Linked DNA regions of Homo sapiens: all the other regions are linked to region 3. The links are chromatin loops, found by intact Hi-C in ENCODE. Cell type or tissue: GM12878. All regions are shown on one strand.

Evidence for each region. A loop is a pair of places that touch in the nucleus more often than their neighbours do. Peaks named below come from ENCODE experiments on the same cell type or tissue, not always from the same donor. Only the 100,000 strongest peaks of a DNase experiment are listed, where the experiment ranks them.
Region 1: it touches region 3 in a loop (7-fold over the local background); 1 of 110 quality-filtered maps calls a loop at or near these places.
Region 2: it touches region 3 in a loop (2.0-fold over the local background); 1 of 110 quality-filtered maps calls a loop at or near these places.
Region 4: a loop joins it to region 3, with 2.6 times the contacts of the local background. A loop is called at or near these places in 1 of 110 quality-filtered maps.

The regions. Positions count from the first base shown.
Region 1 is chr4:101,011,870-101,016,869 of GRCh38, forward strand. No RefSeq gene overlaps it. Among named protein-coding and RNA genes, the nearest start is that of LINC01218, 130 kb to the left of the region's middle. RefSeq lists an enhancer at 2,647-2,696. In GM12878, no CTCF peak of the experiment used is centred here; DNase peaks (open chromatin) are centred at 1,952, 2,762 and 4,182; H3K4me3 peaks cover 379 bases; H3K27ac peaks cover 341 bases.
Region 2 is chr4:101,138,891-101,143,890 of GRCh38, forward strand. The region is part of intron 2 of PPP3CA (protein phosphatase 3 catalytic subunit alpha); the gene reads right to left. Among named protein-coding and RNA genes, the nearest start is that of MIR8066, 99 kb to the right of the region's middle. RefSeq lists an enhancer at 2,384-2,533. In GM12878, no CTCF peak of the experiment used is centred here; a DNase peak (open chromatin) is centred at 2,581.
Region 3 is chr4:100,820,746-100,825,745 of GRCh38, forward strand. All of the region lies in intron 2 of LINC01218 (long intergenic non-protein coding RNA 1218), which reads right to left. Among named protein-coding and RNA genes, the nearest start is that of LINC01217, 32 kb to the left of the region's middle. RefSeq lists enhancers at 2,415-2,464, 3,835-4,004. In GM12878, no CTCF peak of the experiment used is centred here; DNase peaks (open chromatin) are centred at 2,876 and 3,006; H3K27ac peaks cover 2,125 bases.
Region 4 is chr4:100,720,716-100,725,715 of GRCh38, forward strand. No RefSeq gene overlaps it. Among named protein-coding and RNA genes, the nearest start is that of LINC01216, 48 kb to the left of the region's middle. In GM12878, no CTCF peak of the experiment used is centred here; a DNase peak (open chromatin) is centred at 2,396.

The DNA of each region.
Region 1 (5,000 bases), 190 kb after region 3:
TCAGAGTCCAACAGCCCATCTAGTGTCTCCTACCCCGCTGCTGATGCCTTTTGGTGACTTCTACAAGCTGATAATTGTTTTCTTAGTTGTACATTCACTTCACAGTAGAAGTCCCTGGTGTTCTGGGCTTTTCAGCTGCTCATAAGCTACCAGTTGCCATTCTGATCTTCAGGTAAACGCTCTATATTTTGAACTTGTTATCCATTTTTATGCTTTCTTTTTGACTGGATTCTGTATTTCATTCCATAATTCCCAGACTGCTGTTAATTTTGTATAGCATTTCTCTGTCTCATTTCATTCTTTCTTCTAATGTTTGATAAGCAGGCCATTGGACACCCACCATTGCCTTCTTTCACAGAGGATTCCCATCTGCTAGAAAATTCCATATATTACACTGTAGTCCCCCTCACTCACTTCTGGCTAGATCCAAATTCAAGTTCCTAAGGAATGAATTGTAAATTATGTTTAGTATATCATATATTTCCCATATGATAGTAGAGGCTAGTTGTGATTCATTCATTCATTCAACAGATATGTATTAAGCACCTAGTTGGAGGAAGAACCTGGGTGTTCTTTAAATAGCTTGCATGTTAATGTGCATACTCAACTCTGGCAACCATCTTGATTTCATATGACATGAGATCAACTAAAATAAAATTTGATTGGAGTGTAACTTGAAAACTCTTAGTAGCTAAATAAAAAAAGTAATGTTTATCTCTATTGGAATAGAAGCAGCAATGGTTCACTGGGAAAGATGGGAGTCATAAAATCCCTTTTAAAATACACTGGGCAAACTGGAGAAAGGTAATTTCAGGGAATAACATTGAAAAACTGTAAGAAGGCAAAAAGAAAGTCTGTTATTTAGGATGCAGGTAAGGTGGAGAGAAGATGGTGGAGCAGACTGACAGTGATGGCCAAAAGGCTGTACTTGAATAGGATAGAGCTGCCAAGTCCTGATAAATGTTAAAGAGGCAGACCAGGAGATTGCTTCAAACTCTGTTTGGTAACAGCAGTAATTTGTTCTTCCAGGGTTCGGATTAAACAATACTTACCTAAGAGAAGAAGCTGTGGCTTCTGACTGGAGATTTTTGCTAGGAATTTGCACTTTTTCAATTTTCATTTCTAAAGACGTATTCCACTTCACTGCCAAAATGGTTTGCTCCAGTCTTTCCCTCAATAAGCAGTGAGCTAGAAAGCAAAGTCTTAGACCTGGCATCCCATTTTCATTATTTCTCTGAGTGTCTTCAGACAACTGAGCGACCAAACTTTTTCATCATTAAAATGGAGCCTAGTCACAGTTGGTCATATGAGCAATTCTGCTTCTTAAATATTTTGTTTGTAATTGTACTCACAATAGCTTTGGCCAAAATTGTTTGGCTGTGTTGAATAATAAAAATGCAGGAATTAATATACAGATATTATAAATAAAATTAGAATGACAAAAGAAAATAAAATTATGCCAGACAGCTTAAGGTTGCAAGCAGGTGATAGATAGAAAGTGTGCCTCTGCCAGGTGCAATCCCAGCACTTTGGGAGACTGAGGCGGGCGGCACAAGGTCAGGAGATTGAGACCATCCTGGCTAACACTGTGAAACCCCGTCTCTACTAAAAAAATACAAAAAATGAGCCGGGCATGGTGGCGGGCGCCTGTAGTCCCAGCTACTTGGGAGGCTGAGGTGGGAGAATGGTGTGAACCCGGGAGGCAGAGCTTGCAGTGAGCCCAGATCGCATCACTGCACTCCAGCCTGGGTGACAGAGCGAGATTCTGTCTCAAAAAAAAAAAAAAAGAAAAAGAAAGAAAGTGTGACTCTCGGATGTCTCTTTCCTGTCAGGGCTGCATGTGGCACAGCTGTGGGGAGGATGGATTGGAATGACTCAAGGAAACTGGCCTCCAGAACCCAAAGGAAAATAAAAGTGTCAGAAGATTTGAGGAGAAACATCTGGAAGCAAGAACAATTAACTTCGTGTTTTCAGGTGACTTTCTATGTGCAGTAGTATAATTAATTTTTCTCTACTACCTTTTTTTAAGAGCTGAAAAACCTGAGGAAATTGCTTTAATTGTTGTAGTTGTAAAACAAGTCATAGATGAGAAGCTGGACCTATGTGCTAAATTAAACACAGCAACATTCTATCCTTTTTTTAGCTACTATATTTATGACCTAAGTGGCTCATTTTACACATAATATCTACTCCATGCAAAAAGCTTTGGTAATAGGAGGTCAAAAACATTTGTTATGAGATTAATTAGCCACCTTCTATGCTGGTTCCCCAAAGTATCAGCTATGCCTTAGGACATACTCTGAGAAGAGTTTAAAGTTAAAATGTTCTTTACAAGAAAAGAACACTGGAAAATAAATTAAAATTGAAGGGGGGAAAAAAGGGTTTCAGCGCAGATGACCTGGTTTGTGATGGAAAAAGAGGTCAGGTATAATGTAGCATTCCATTTCATTTTTAAAATGAAAAATGCCTACATATTGGCAGGAAAAGTCTGGTCTTCTGATTCAGCCAAGGAGGTCAGGTTAAAACTTTATTTTTTAAAGAAATAGATCGTATAACTGGTTGCTTGAAATTAATTGGAATTTGGTACAATTGGAGAACCATTTTCCCTGAAGACTCATTCCTCTTAAATTGAGCAAATGTCAGCATCAGACATTAAAATACTAATGTTTGTCTTCTAATTCTCAAAGACGTATTGTGTGTGTTTCCTGTGGACATGTACACATGAACTTTCCTAGGCTGGTGTAAATGATTCATACCAGGCTGTCTGTGACCATTGATCCCTTAAATGAAAGCAGCATTTTAGAAACTATTAGTGAACTAGAAAAAGAAAGAATGATTAGAACCGTAAGTGTAACCCTTTCAGATTCAATGTCTTCTTTTTAAAACAAATATTTTTTATCTATTAGTATTTAGTTTTTATTAATTTCTTAACATTTAAATTTATATACATTAAAACTAGCGGTAGTTTCGATGTACATTTCTGAGTTTTAACACATGTATAGATTGATAGAACCACCACCACAACCAAGTAAAAGAATAGTTCCATCACACTCCAAAATTCCTTCATCCTTTCTCTTTGACCTTTACCCCCACCAGAACTCCTGAGAATCATTTGCCCATGTAACCTGTCACAATAGCTTTGCCTTTTCCAGAATGTCATGAAAATGGAATCTTATACTAAGTAATCTTTCGAGAGTGACTTCTGTTTGGGTCAACTCTTCATCATGTTTCCACACATCTTGTGGTAGCTTTTGTTCTGGGCTGTCCTTTTGAGGCCGTTTTCTATGATAGTTTCAAGGATGTTTGTTAAGATAGAGGTACTGTCTTCTTTTGAGGCAAACATTGGGCATAATTGCTGGAGCTCCTTTTATAAGGCTGGGGCGGTGCGGGGGGAGGTTTCTTTCTCTTTTTCCTTTTTTTTTTTTTTCTGAGGTGGAATCTCGCTCTGTCGCCCAGGCTAGAGTGCAATGGTGCCAACTCAACTCACTGCAACCACCACCTCCCAGCTTCAAGCGATTTTCCTGCCTCAGTCTCCTGAGTAGCTGGGATTTCAGGCACCTGCCACCACACCTGGCTAATTGTTTTTGCATTTTTAGTAGAGACAGGCTATCACCATGTTGGCCAGGTCAGTCTCAAATTCCTGACCTCAAGTGCTTCACCGGCTTCAGCCTCTCAAAATGCTGGGATTACAAGAATGAGCCACCGTGCCTGGCTGGCCAAGGCTATGAGTTGTCTTTTTTTTTTTTTTTTTTTTGAGACGGAGTCTCGCTCTGTCCCCCAGGCTGGAGTGCAGTGGTATGATCTTGGCTCACTGCAAGCTCTGCCTCCCAGGTTCACGCCATTCTCCTGCCTCAGCCTCTCGAGTAGCTGGGACTACAGGCGCCGGCCACCACGCCCGGCTAATTTTTTGTATTTTTAGTAGAGACGAGGTTTCACCATGTTAGCCAGGATGGTCTCGATCTCCTGACCTCGTGATCCGCCCGTCTCGGCCTCCCCAAGTGCTGGGATTACAGGCGTGAGCCACCGTGCCTGGCCGGCTGTGGGTTTTCTAAGGTAGAGTTCCTCAGCTGTGACAAAAACTCATGTTCATCTGAGTCTGCCACTGCATTGTGCCCATGGGTTGGGGACTAGAGGAACTGACTGAATCATGAAGCACATGCTGGCTGCTGTGCTGTGAGTAATTAAGTTGTCTCTGACCCAGGAGTCTCTTGTTTTCTGTCAGCATCTATGACACTGTGGTGGGCAAAATTGTTAACTCTGAAGCAAGATAAAGCCTCAGACACTTCACAATTCTTCATACTTCCTCCACTTAACATAATGTGTTTTGAGGCATTAGGTTATTTTATGTAGCATTAGTGTATCAGTTTCCTAGGGCTGCTGTAACAAACTATCAAAGGTTGGGTGGCTTAAAACAACACAAATTCATTTTCTCAGGAGGCTGGTGACCACAAGTCTGAAATTAAGGTGCCAACTGGGCTGTGCTCACTCTTGACATCTTTTCTTGATTCTTCCTGGCTTCTGGTGGTTTGCCAGAAACCATTTGTGTTCCTTGACTGGCAGTTACATAACTAAAATCTGTTTTCTTTGCCACATGGCATTCTTCCTATGTATGTGTCTATTTTCATATGGCTCCTTTTATATGGACACCAGTCATATTGAATTAGGAAGCCACCCTATTACAGTATGACCTCTTCTTAACTAATTACATTTTCAATGGCCCTATTTCTAAATGAGGTCACATTGTGAGGTACTGGGGGTGGGGACTTCAACGTATCTTTTTATGGGGGGGGGGCACAATTCAACCCATAAAAAGTATTGTTATTGCTAACTGCTATTCCATTGGATAGATGTACTACAGTGTGTTTATCCATTTGTCTGTTGAAGAACATTTGTGTTATTTCCAGACTGGTAATTATGAGTGATGTAGCTAAATATTTGTATACAAGTTTTTGTGTGAACATAAGTATTTATTTCTGTAAGGTAACTATCTAGGAGTGGGA
Region 2 (5,000 bases), 320 kb after region 3:
TGACAAATATATGAAATTGAAGTGATATAAATAATGTCAAAATATTATGAAAACCTAACATGTGAAAAACACTTTTTAAGAAAACATTCACATATACTATTTTCCTTAATCCTCAAATAAAACAGTAAACAATCCAAGTATTTTAATTTATGTAAACAGTTTAAGGAAACTAGGCCGGGCATGGTGGCTCACTCCTGTAATCCCAGCACTTTGGGAAGCTGAGGCAGGTGGATCACAACGTCAGGAGATCAAGACCATCCTGCTAACACAGTGAAACCCCGTCTCTACTAAAAATACAAAAACAAAATTAGCCAGGTGTGGTGGCAGGCACCTGTAGTCCCAGCTACTAGGGAGGCTGAGGCAGGAGAATGGTGTGAACCCAGGAGGCGGAGCTTGCAGGGAGCTGAGATCCCACCACTGCACTCCAAGCCTGGGTGACAGAGTGAGACTCCGTCTCAAAAAAAAAAAAAAAAAAAAGGACAACCCATTAAAGGTATTTTGGCTGACCAGTGATAGGGTCAAGCCCAGGATTCTTTTAACTCCTACTAATGTTCATACAAATTTATGCAGACATTCAGAAGACAAAGACAGCCTTTCTGTGTCCTCTAAGTACCCAGATTATGCCTTGCATCTGTACATTGTGGGAGCTCACAAATACTTTATTCGACCCCTAAAAGAATATGACAGATGTGGAAACAGTGCTTTGGGTATATGCCAGGAAAGAGTGAACATGAACAGAGTCCTGATAAATTTACAAAGTGGAATGGATCTTCTACCCAAAGTGACTTTTGAGGGTTTTTTTTGTGTTTTTTTTTTTTTTTTTTTTTGTCGTTGTTGCTGTTTGTTGGGTTTGCTTGTGTGCTTTTGTCCTGTAACTACTCAATAAATAACACAAAAGATAAAAGGCTTTGAGAACCTTAACTCTTTTTTCTATTGGCTTGGGGTGTAAATCCACTGCAACAACTATTACTACTTGAAAAGATATGCTAGAGTAAATAGAACAATACAGTTAAATTCACCTGAAGTCTTTAAAATCTTTTTTTTTTCCGGGTATTTTTAAGCCATGTGGCAAAAAGGCATTACCATACAATTTTAGCTGTTGGTAACAAATTATCTCTTTTACATTGCTTTCCCAACTAATTCTGCATAGCACTTTCATATTTTACTAGAATAGTATTATGACTAGAAGTGAATGATTAGCATAAAAATTCTCTAAACTATTAATGAATAATTTACATAGCAATTTTTAAAAGGTAATTCATAATTGTCCAAACATCACTCTCAGTTTCCTAAAGGAGATTACTTGTGAAAACACTCATTTGTCAGTTTTAAAGTGGAACTCATCCTATATTTCTCTTTGCAATTTACTCTTCAAATTAAACTAGATTTTAGTGTATATCCATGCTGAGTTCTGAGTGCAGAATTCAGCACTAATGACTTAATAATATTATCATTTTCAAGATACTGGCCTTTCAAGACACAGATCTCAGCAGCCCAGTGCATGCCCTATGCAAACACTGGGCCCTGTAATGACAGGGAAGTGCTGGGAGATTTGATCAGCTCTCCTCAGCAGCACTTAGAAGATTAGTCATGCAATATTAGGCCTTGAGGACACTTTCTTTTCCCCTCTTCTTTCCTTTATCAGTATTATCTTCTCTGGGTAAGATGCATTACCTATGTGATTCAGAATAAGATGAAAAATTGGGCCCTAATATGTTTATATTTTTACTTAAGAAGAAGAAACTCAAAGTCCTTTTTTTGAAGTCATTTTTGGCAAAAGTCAAATGTATCTGTGACCAAGTTATAAACATTGTGTTATGGACAAAGAGAAATGATATTAGAATTATCATGCAGAATGACTGCAGGTGTCAAAAGCATTCCCAATATGTGTACACAGTAACAGAATTATGATTCTGTCTCTCCATCCACAGACACTCATTTCTTTGAGTCACATGATTGAATTTAACAGAAACAATATTATCTGTTTTTAGTATTCTACCCACATAAAGTAAATTAGTGGGGATTTGAGCTTAAATTATCTATGAGATACTTTTCACTAGTAGTACATTTCATAGAATACTGAATCATTTTGATTACTTGCTCATGAGTCAAAAAAGAGGCTAAAACATAATGGAGACAGAAATAATACTTAAAATCTAAAGATACCATAAAACCAATGTTTTATTTCTCTGCTCAAAACCCTGCAGTGGGCCACACATGGTGGCTCCCAGTACCTTGGGAGGCCGAGGTGGGTGGATCACTTGAGGTCAGGAGTTCGAGATCAGCCTGACCAAAATGGTGAAACCCCGCCTCTACTAAAAATACAAAAATTAGCTGGGCGTGGTGGCTCATGCCTGTAATCACAGCTACTTGACACGCTGAGGCAGGAGAATTGCTTGAACCCAGGAGGTGGAGGTTGCAGTGAGTCCAGATCACGCCACTGCATGCCAACTTGGGCAAAAGAGAGAGACACTATCTCAAAAAAACAAACAAAAAACCCCTGCAGTGTCATATTTGAATTGTGTTATGGCCCCCACTCCTTCTCTAACCACAGCTTCCCTCTCTCCTAGTCATTAATTTTGCTTCGGCCACAGTGGTCATGCTCTCCTAAAAATACCAGGCCAATTCTTACCTCACGTCCTTTGCACTTCCTTTACCTACAGAATTATTCCCCTTAAACATGTCCTCTGCTCTCCTCTTTATTTATTGAGTACCCTACTGAAGAGTTATTTCCTCAGAAAGGTCTTCCCTGATCCCCATCTCTTGTATTTCCTACCTGACACTTTCTATCTCTTCTTTAATATTCTTTCACAGCACTTGTTACAACCTCACTTATTTTGTATTCTTTAAATTTACCAGTTTCTTTGTCTCTCCCTACTAGAACACAGCTTCCCAAGAACGGAGACTGTTCACTCCTGCATCCTGACTTATTAATCAGTGACTGCCTCAAAAAGTTTCTTAATTGAGTGAACGAATGAATGTATAGGATGGGTGATACAAAGGCTGAACTTACACTTATAACACAAAGTGGTAAATATAATCTCAGATTCCACTTAGTTGCGGTACAATAAAACTTAACATTAGCATGTCAATGGAGGATGATAGGAAAAGGCACTCCAATCGTCAAGCATTTCACACCATTTAGAGGAGGAAACAAGGTAAAAAAAAAAAAAAAAGAAGAAGTTATTGTGGTCTACCACAAATTATCTGTTTGGATAAAAATAATACATAATACAATTAAAGACACCAACCAAAAATTAGCATGGAAGCAAAGTATACTAGAAACGGTAGACTTTGCCTTCCTGAATAGCATTTTAATTATCTGTACAGAAGTAAGCATTTTATAAATACTAAATTGGACTTCCTGTAAATCTCATCCCCAGGAGCTTGAGGAAATAGGATAACTATTTGTCTATACCTGACTTTGACATACAAGGAAGAGCTGCTTAGTGAATCAGAAAAGATAAGAAAATCGTGATATCGGCAGAGTAGTGGAGACAGTGAGAAAGAGGAAAGCTAAATACAGCCCAAAGCTACATTATAGACTTTCAGAATGAATAGCAACAACAATAATGATAATATCTATCAATCACTGAGTGTCAATTATGGGACCAACACTATACAATGCACCCTACATGCATAACCTCCTTTAACCCTCACAACCTACTCCACCCACCCGCCCCAGCTTTTTTGTAGACACAGGGTTTTACTATGTTGTCCAGGCTGGATTCAAACTTTCAGGCTCAAGCGATCCTCCCACCTCAGCCTCCTGAGTAGCTGGGACCTAGAGGTGTGAGCCACTGAGCCTGGCTTCCCTTCTTTTCTTAAAACAAAGTAAACCTTTAAAAACAACTGTCATAATTAATTCAGGTAAGAAAATAGACACTGGAAACAAACTTGGTAAACATCTTGTAGAATCCATTTTTCCACAGCAAGGCAGCTGGGGATTCCATCATTTTACAGTATTTTTGCTAATATTTAATGATCAGGGAGGCAACAATACTCAAGTGAGGAGTGGCATTTTCTGGAACTGGACTGTGCAAGGCCTCTTTGGCTATATACCTTAATCCCTGTGCTGATCTCACTCTACTTTTTGCCATGTCTCTGGTCAGTTCTCTTTCCCAGCCACCCTTTCAGGAGGTTTCTATACCATCTCCAGGTTTCTCCTTAGCCTTCACTTTCAGCACATAGTTTAATTTCTACCACACAAGTAAGAGAGAAAGTGGGCTGGGATCCACATTCTCTGTTTTCTGGTTCTCTACTTCCTATGTCACGTCACCCTTTCTATCTTCATACTTTTTCTTTCCTTATGGTCTCAGAAGGTCTTTATTCCTACCTAAAGCTAATCAGTCTGCTAGTATTCTCATGACTATTTTCTCAAGGATCACACTCCATCATCAATTATTTACTCCCTTTCTTCTATTTCTAACTTCTTTTCAAATGGTTTCTTTCCCTTTGCCTATAAACACTTGAATGTCTTCCATGGTCATAAAGTTTTCCCTTGTCTCTCTCATTCTCTGTTGCTACTGTCATATAGCTCCTCAGTCAAGCTACCTGAAAGACTAGTCCACCCTGAGTATCTTCCTTTTCCTCACTCTCCCTAATCACTCTTGATTCACTATAATCATAATGGCCTTGTCCCAGGCCATTCTATTCCATTTCTATGGACATATTGCACCAGTTACTTCCTAACTGTCAAACCCAGCAGGTATTCTTGAGTCCACCTCTCCTCAGGTTCCACTAGACTATTGTTCTTTCTCAATCTCTGTGGCCCCACTTCCTTTGATTTTTCATTAATTGCAGGCATTATCCCTGGCTTTGTAATCTCATCCACTTGCATGATTTTACCACTGTCTACACAATGATAGCTCCAGAGTGGTGTCTCTAAACCAGATCTCCCAAATGAACTCCAGAGAAATTACAAACAGCTGTTACAACTGGGTGGTTTCATTTAGGTGTCACATAAAATGCTCATATTCAGCCGATTTAAAATGAATCCA
Region 3 (5,000 bases):
AATGAACCGCATTCTGGCCATTGCACATGCCAGCTTTGTGACCCATAACTGGTCAAACTGATCTCCTCCTATTCATGTAACCCTTGGTGAAGAATATACCCTCTCTATCGTGTCTTAGAAAGCAAAGTACTGATATTACATTAATGCTAAGAAAGTTCTATGTCGCACCCAATATCCAAGCCAAGGAAAGGGCCTGCAGGGTTTTTTTTGTTTGTTTTTTTCTGAAACATTTCTCTAGATGTCATCATTTCCATTTTCAAGACACAATTACAGCAAAGATTTTAATCACCTTGGATTTTAGTCTACCACTAAAACTTTCTAACTGCATCTCTACCTTCAAAACTTTATGCTGCACATAACCACAGAAACCATTTTCTTAAATGTAGTGTGATAATACTGTTTCCTGGACTAAAAGCCTACAGCTGACTTCAGTCATTCCTTATGCTCCTTCTAAATTCTTAATCATGAAGAAAGTTCTTTTTGGCACATCCATTTTCAGTTATGCTTCTTCTTCTCTACTCACATTTGGATCTGTCTCTTGTGTTATACAAGCTTCCTTAATACCCAGACACAAGTCCAGTTTCTGAATTTGGGCCCATTTGTACTTACTCTCTTCTCTCAGGAATGTCTTTCCTATTCCTTTTTCATAAAACTATGCCCCTTGCTCCTTCAGCACATCACTCAAAACTCAAGATCTCAACAAAAAAACTGCAGGCAAACTACAAAGACTTTGATCACATAAGCCATTCAAGCATCATCTCAGCACTCCTGGACATATAGAGTTTTATCTATCATAGTTATACACTTAATTACACCAATTATACCATCAGAAGTATGAAATGGTGGCTAAATATGAATAATTGAAGTCAGACTGGGTTCATATTTTCACTTCTTACTAGCTATGTGGCCTTGGTCTAATTATTTAACTCTATTTTTAAATTTTTGTCACTTGTAAAATAAAAAGGTATCGTGAGATTCATTCATTCATTCATTCATTCAGTAAATATTTATCAAGTATCTGCTCCATGACTGGAACTGTTATCATTGTTAATAATACAACAGTAAAAAATAGGAGAGAAAAATATCTAACCTCATGGAGCTTTTGGTTTGTAGGAAAAATATGACACATTAACACAAAGATTCTCACATAGTAAGCACTAAATAAATGTTAGCTACTAACAATATTATTAAGTTAAAATTGTATGGTAACTTGAGGAAATTAGTGAATGTTTCATGGAGAAAATGTAATATGCTTTTAGTGCTACCTCTGCAAGAATTTTGTGAGCATTGAACCAGATGTTACATTTAAAGGACTTAGCATAGTGCCTGGACCATAACTAACAATTAGTAAATGGCCATTGCTGGTGTAGCTATTGCTGTTGTTATAAATGAAAACGTTTAAAGTATTCCCTTCCTTAGTATGGTATAAGAAAGTTTAATTTGCATAGTCACTAATGTTGTTGTTGCAAATGTCCTATGCTCCCTTAGAAAAGGAGAAAATGAGACATTTCTAATGTCTTATTAGAAATGTCTCATGTCTCTAATGTCTCATTAGAAATGTACTTCATTAGAAATACTAGCTCAGTTGGCTGGATGCGGTGGCTCACGCCTGTAATCTCAGCACTTTGAAGGGCCAAGGTGGGCGGGTCACTTGAGGTCAGGAATTCGAGACCAGCCTGACCAACATGGCAAAACCCTGTCTTCACTAAAAATACAAAAAAATTAGCCGGACGTGGTGGCACACACCTGTAATCTCAGCTACTTGGGAAGCTGAGGTAGGAGAATTGCTTGAACCCGAGGAGGTACAGGTTGCAGTGAGCTGAGACTGAGCCACTGCACCCCAGCCTGGGTGACAGAGCTAGACTCTGTCTCAAAAAAAAAAAAGAAAAAGAAAAAGAAAAAGAAAAAACTAGCTCATAGGATTCTCCACTGATGCCATGTTTGTTGCTGATCCTCTCCCTGTAGCCACTTTTTAAACTTATTCATGTAATGAGAAAATTGCAAATTTTTTTAATACCCCTTTGAGTATGTCAGTGATTGTGCATCTATGACAAAATACATCTTCCCTAGACCAAATGTGACAGAATCTGTTGAGCAAAGTGCTGCATGCACAGAAACAGAGAAGGAGCAGGTTCAAGAGAATGTGTTCCAGAGATTCAAGAAACACTATTTATTGGCAATTTTGTCTAGATCTGATTTGTTTAAATCTGAATCATAAGACAGCCTTGATATCAAGTAATTACTTTCCTTTAGATCAAGGTTACTAAGGGAAATAGTCTTGACTTTGAACTACATAGCTGAAGTAAAAAGGGAACTTGTTTTACAGATAAGTAGCCTCAAGGCAAAGGTAGGATGAGAGACAAAAGTTTCATTGATAGAGAAATAAGGCTTGCAAGTGGCCCCCCCTTTAATGCCTTTATGCCTTTTTGAAAGGAATTCTACATCTTGCAAACTAAACTGACTGAACATACCTCTGAGATTAATCACTGGAGTTGTCAAAAAAGCCTTCTCTAAACTATTTTAAGAAGACCTTGGGTATCATCTAACTCATTCCCTCACTGACTCATTTGACTCAGCTGTCACTCATACCATGTAGAAAGAACCTGAAATGTTCCCTCATTTACTTCTTACAAAAACCCCATTTTACTAATGAAGTAAATGAAGTTTAGTAATATTGAACATATTTCTCAAGATTACCTACCTGGCAAGTTGGTAGGTATAAGCCACAATGCAAACCCTGGTCCGTTGAGCCAGTGCTTTATTCTTGTGGCTCACTATGGTTTGGGGATTGCTTTACTAGTATGAGTGTGGGGGACTTCCACCATCACTGCCACTCACTGGAGTTTCAATGCTTTATGCTCCTTTGTTTGGGCATAAGAGTGTCACAGAAGCATGTCCTGATGGTGTTCGTATGGAATAAGTCAGATGAGGGTGGAGCAAAAGCTCAGGATTCTAATGACCTTGAACTCTGTTGCATGTCACTGGTGATGGTAGTGGCTGTTGACACAGGAAAGAGTGAACCAAGGGGAAACTGACTTGCACCAGGCTCTTGAATGAAGTATTGGATGGTGTTGACTCAAATGATATTTGAACAGTCTGCAGAGGATGACTCAGCTCATACACAACTCCTAGGTGCTTTTTCCTGTCCATGTTGCCTATTTAAGTCGGGTGACACTCTAGACCATTGCTATTCTAAGTGCGCAGCTTTGTTACACCTGGGAGCTTGAAAGAAATGCAAAATCTTGGGCTCCAATCCAGGCCTCCTGAATCAGTGTTTGCATTTTAATTAGATTCCCAGTTGATTGATATGCACATTAGATTTGAGAAGCACTCCAGTGTGTTGCTCCTATACAAGCTTGAGATACAAGAAATCTTTGTGAGGCTGTCTATGGTCTCATCTGTATAGGCCTCCTGACAAACTGTCAATCTAGCTGCTGTTCTGGGAACCTGCCTAGTAAACAGAACTGAGGTTTCCACTCCTTTGGAGACAGCAATCCTTCTATTCCCATTACCTACCCCCTGTCTCCTCTTTCCAGCTCATAGGAATTTTTAGTTTCTACTCTGTGTGGGCCCTAGCCTCTTTCTAACGTTTGTCCTAAACATTTCCTCCATTTTTGCTTAGGTCCACTAAGGGCTTAAATGCTTTTGGAATGAAAGAACCTGAGAGATTAGAAATCTACCTCTGATTTCTACCTTGCCTCAGCCTTGAGCTGAAGCATTTAAATAGAACTAATTTCCTACCTGAATTAGGAAAAAATAAAGAAGTAAATGGGGAACATGATTAATTTATCAAAGAAGTATTCAACCACACTTACATCTGATACATATGTTTGAAGCATGTTCTCAACAGCATATTTCTGCTCATGTCATTGCAGTTTGTAGATTTCTATAAACAAAGGCCTATGCCTTTCTACCTTGCATTCACATAGATGTTAGAAACATACCTGGATAATTCTGACTAACTTAAAACACCTCTGGCTCTGAGATCACTCAGCTAGGAAGTGAGCACAATTCCTTACACTTTGAGCTTATGGGGAGGCTGACCAGTCTAGAGAATAGCAGTGAGTGTGCTGATACTCATCACTTACTGTCTGTCACAACTCTGTCACTTACTGCCTAACTGTCACTTATACCTGAGAGAGATTGTTTGTTTGTTTGTTTGTTTGTTTGTTTTTGAGGCAGGATCCCACTCTGTAATGGAGGCTGGAATGCAATGGCACAATCATAGCTCACTGCAGCCTCCAATTCCTGGGATCAAGTGATTCTCCTGCCTCAGCCTCCTGAGTAGCTGGAACTACAGGTATGTGCCACCACACCTAGCTAATTTTTTTTTAAGTAGAAACAGGGTCTCTATGTTGCCCAGGCACTGGTCTTGAACTCCTGAGTTCAAGAGATCCTCCTGCCCAAAGTGCTGGGATTACAGGTATGAGCTACCGTGCCCAGCCTTGAGAGAGTTTTCATGTAAATGTTACTACAGTATCTGTCATATGGCATGCCTGATAAAGTTGAGCTTCTGTTATCATTTCTGAATTACTACTCATGAAACATTGATTTTCACCTGCGGCAACTGAAATACTATGAATACTAATCTAGACTTTTAGTTTTGAAAATTATTATATAAAATTTTTGGTTGGCACCATCATCATAATACTATGTTTATTAAGCATTAACTGTGTGTCACATTCTCATACATTATCATGCATATTCTTCACAATTCTTGGGAGACTGTTTCTATGTGTATCTTGCTTTTTCACCAAATCACCAAACTTATTTCTTCTTTTCCTGGGCACACAACTAGAGACTAGATGGGAAGCCACCTTTGCATGTTGGTGTGGCCACGTAACTAAATAAAGTAGAATGTGTGAGGAAAAAAGATTTTGCTACCATGAGGGCTGGCCCATTAACACTCAGCATATTCAATCCCACGTTCTTTCCTTTTCCATAGAAACCTGAGAATTATATGGTAAAGATGGAGGAGCTACAAGTAAGGGGGAGTCACC
Region 4 (5,000 bases), 100 kb before region 3:
AAAACTTAAAATTGAATTAAAATCATCTAGTGACTGGAAATAATGTAGTACCCCAGCAAAGGAAAACATACGAGAGTATTCTCTGTTCCATTCCATCAAAGAGAAAAAAACACACTTCGGGGAAAAAAAAAAGAAAAAAATTTAAAAACTCAATTTTCTACAGAGCCTGACTAGAAACTGTTATGTCTCTCAGGTAAATATATAGTCAGTCCATTTGCAGAGGCTAATGGATGACTTAATTAAGGCCTGACAAGATTTTCTGGGATAATAGATAAAGGATAATTCCCATTTAATAGCCCCCTTTAGATAAGATAATACTGGTATTATTAATAATTTCTCCAGGCATTTCCCATCTTAATGAAGAATTAACACAGGAGTTCACCTTAACATTTGGAACATCTTGCCAAATAGTACAATCTGGAGTCTCTATTTTTGTTCAGTCAAAAAGCTTGACAGCTAGCTGTGGCAGGTTATTAATCTTTGTGTTGACTTCAAGTATAATATCAGAGTGGTGACTTGTCTGGGAGGTTTGTCAGAATGAATTGTTTTCTGAGATAGCAGATGGTTTGGAAATCATCTGCCATGACAGACTGAACAGACTAGAGTTTCAATTCTCTGTTCCTGGGGTGGTGATGAGAAGGACACACACAGGAAATCAACTCTCCTGGTTTAACTGAAAACGGCTATGCACTGGACGGTCAGAGCACAAACTAGTAACAACTATGAAAGATAAATAAGAGGCAGGTGGGAAGTTCCTAATTAACTCCCATCTACTTCAAGTTAATTTCCCTGACTCTACATTATTGCACATATGAGGAAACTCAATTTATGCATATCAAGACTTGATTTTATAATTTTGCTTTTGAAAAATGAGATAATCAACAACAGAAGGAGTATATTAACTAGAGACCTGGATTACAGTGATTCAGAGTGAGGTATCAGGTAATTGAATCTAGTCAGTTTATTCAGAGCAGGATGCAAATAAGTAATTTGGACATTTTGAATGAGCTCTGCCAAGTTAAAAGCCTCATGAAAATTTTGTAAATAGGCTATGCACTTTAATGTAATCTGAGAATAGAGGGTGGTTTACAATAATTTCAGATTTCTATTTAGCTATTATTATTATTACAGTTTTTAAAATGTTTCCCCTGACATCCTTCCTGTGTAAATGAATATGTCCCAGGGACACTCCAGTAAATGAGATGAACTAATGTAAAATATTAAATAATTCATGTCCTTGGAAGCCACTGAGACTTTGCTCATGTTTTCAGATAAAGTAAACCAATGTTGTGATGCAGAAAAAGGCATCTGCATTTGAAAATATCTCAAGTATTATCTTTTAAGCCTAAATGTGTACTTAATTTAAAAAGAAGAAAAGGGAGCATGTTAAAGAATGTATCAGGCACCATTTAAAAATAGTAGAGATAACTAACAAGATTTTGATTTTCTTTTTTTTGCAAGGGGAAAGGGGAGCTCATTTTACTGCCTTTGCCATCATTTCTATGACTATGAATTAAACTGGAGTGTAACAATGAAGTTAAGTGAAATCTGGAGAGGAGCCTGGGACAAAGGAGGCAGTATTGTGGAGTAGGAGGTAGTACGAAATTAATAAGGCCTGGGATATTTGTGTTCTTAGTCCTACTCCCATCAAAGTCAGACCGTGGGGTTGTTATATAACCTCTCAGGAACAGTGTGTTCTTGTCTGTGAAATGAAATAATAATAACATTAGCCTCACAGGGATGTTATCAAAATTAAATGTACAAGCAGAATTAAGTGTTTGCCACAGAGAAGGCACAGAAAATTTAGAAATTACCTAACTACTCTGTTTAGGAAAGGACTTTATACTGCCAGCTTTGCCCAAAAGCGAATTTCTGGACATTTCTAGACATCCCTTCAGCAGTGACAGGGCTAAACTAACGGGATTGTGGGTTACTTTGAAAGCAAATTCCTTGGTTTTAAATTCTAACTCTGCCAATTAGCAGTTGTGTAACAGCTCTTCATTAAACTTATCTTAGTCTCAGTTTCCTCATCTATACAATAAAGACAATAATAATACTTACACCTATTGGATAATTGCAGGAATTAAATGAAATAACCTGCATTAAGAACCTAGTACAGTGTCAAGCACATGGCAGCGACTCTGAATGTTACCTTGGATTATCTATTAGCCCCACGTAAGTATAGCCATGAAAATTTTATCTGCCATAAGGGACAAACATAGAGAATGACTTTTCTCTCTAGCATATCATCTTGTTATGAAAATATGACATATGTGGTTTGTTCCAAAAAGGAACTGTTGCCCTTTTAGCAAACAAGTCTGAGTGATTTCAGTCACTGAGAGGTGAAACTTAAAGTTATTAGTAGTTACACTTTCAATATTTGAAGGCATTAAAGAGTAATTGAAAGTGATCAAGTACTGAAGGAGAGTCAACTCTTAAAACAAGGAGACGACTGGGTGAGCTTGCATTTGCAGAGTTTTTCTCTTGTGGGCACACCTCAGTCCTTACTGTGTGGCAAGGCTGAAGTTCAAGGAAAGACCATATTGTTACTGGCTTGATGAGTCAGAGGACAGAATTTGGAACTGCCAGAATGGCTAGAAAATCAAAGGACAAATGAAGAAAAGCTTTTAATGCTGTATATTATCTGCCGAGGTCCTAAGCTGAACCTTGAACTCCATATGCATGAAGGAGACATCAAAGAGAAATTAAGGCTATAGCTAGAAGGGTAAGATAAATGAGCCAAGATTTCAACCGATACTTACAGCAGGCATTACAGAATTCAGAGTTTGATTGCAGTCAAAGATAATTTCTTGTTAAAATCAAAATAATCATTCTTTAGCAGCAGATTTCAGAATACAAAGTATCTATAATATATTATTTATAATATTCAGCATATAATAAAAAAATCACTAAATATGTGAAAAGCAGAAAGTGTGGCCCATTATTTCAAGAAGACAGCAGTCAGGGTCAGGCGTGGTGGCTCACGCCTGTAATCCCAGCACTTTGGGAGGCCAAGGCGGGTGGATCACGAGATCAGGAGATCGACACCATCCTGGCTAACACGGTGAAACCCCATCTCTACTAAAAATACAAAAAATTAGCCAGGCATGGTGGTGGGCGCCCATAGTCCCAGCTACTCGGTAGGCTGAGGCAGGAGAATGGGGTGAACCCTGGAGGCAGAGCTTGCAGTGAGCAGAGATGGTGCCACTGCACTCCAGCCTGGGCAACAGAGCGAGACTCCGTCTCAAAAAAAAAAAAGAAAGAGAAAAAGGAAACGGTAGTCAGTAAAACTGACTCTAACAGGTTGGAATATATAGATGAGGACTTTAAAGCAGTTATTATAAATATATTCAAGGATGGACAAAGAAAATATTATAAAAATGAATAAACAGATGGGAAATCACAGCAGATAAATGAGCACTATTTAAAAACAATCAAATAAAAATCCTAGGAGTTAAAATTATAATATCTCAAATGAAAATGTCAGTAAATTTGAAGACATATCGAAAGAATTGTCCAATCTGATAAAACAAGCTCACAAACATATATGTAATTCAAATTTTACAAGGAAAAACAGAGAGATAATAGGACAGAAAAATATCTGAATACTGTTCATTAAAAATATCCCCAATCTGATGATAAACAACAATTTATAGATCCAAAAACTTCAGTAAACCCCAAGCAAGTTAAAAACAAAGAAAACAAGGAGCCATATCACAGACAAAATCCTGAAAACTGAAGAATTATGTTAAAGTAACAAAATGTTGAAAGCAGCCAGAAAAATGACTTATTCCATAAAGGAAGAAGGTGGTAACACCAATGACTGACTTATCAGAAAGAATAAAAGCCATAAGACACTAAAAACATCTTTACAGTGCTGAAAGAAAAGGAAAAATAACTGTCAACCTAGAATTTTATAGTCAGCAAAAATATCCTCTGGAAATGATGCCAAAATATAGGTATTTATTAGATAGCAAAACTGAGAATTTACTGCTAAGTAAATTACATCAGGATGCAGAGAAATGACACCAGATAGATATGTGAATCTACAGGAGGTAAAGAAGAGCAACAGATATGGTAAATATGTAAGGAAATACACTTTTTAAATAATTTATTTAAAAGATATATGCCTCTTTAAGAAAAATGTTGTAATACCCTACTATGGAGTTTATAACATATAGATATCATATATGCACACAATATATGGCACTAGTACAAAAAATGGGTTCAGCAAATGGAACTATACAGTGGCACAATTCTTATACTTTATGTGGTACAATACTAACACTTAGTAGAATGTGATAGGTTAGGATTTATATTGTAATCCCTACAGCAAACACTGAAAAATGCTAAGAGGTGTAACTTAAAGCACAATAGAGTAATCAAAATGAAATATTTAGAAAATTATTAACTAAGAGAAGGAAGTAAAATGAACTAAATATTCATATTGAAAAGCAATGTTTGTAAGACTGGATAAGAAGCAAGACCTAATTATATGTTGTAAAAAAGAGATGTAAGCTAAATATAAAGGTAAAGGTAGGAGTCAAAGGAATGAACAGATGGGAAAATATATATTTATATATTATTTGAATAGTAAAAATAACAAAAATAGAATCAGTATAACAGACAAAATAGACATCAGATAAGGAGTATTGCCAGAGATAAAGTGGATCATTTTATAATGATAAAATAATCAGAAGGGTATAGATGTGTATGAGCCTGAATATAGAATTTCAAAACTTGAATTAAAAACTGAGATATCTAGAAAGAAAAGTAAACAAATCTTCATTATAGCTGGAAATTTTAACATCCCTCTTTCACTAATTGGTATAATAGTGATTGATTATAATTAATAGAACATCTAGATGAAAAATCAGCAAGAATGTCTGAAGAAGACAGGAACAATGCTATTAACCACTTTGACCTAATTCACATTTATAAAACATTATATGCAACAAATGTATAAAACAATTATTTTAAAATGCACAAGACACATTCAC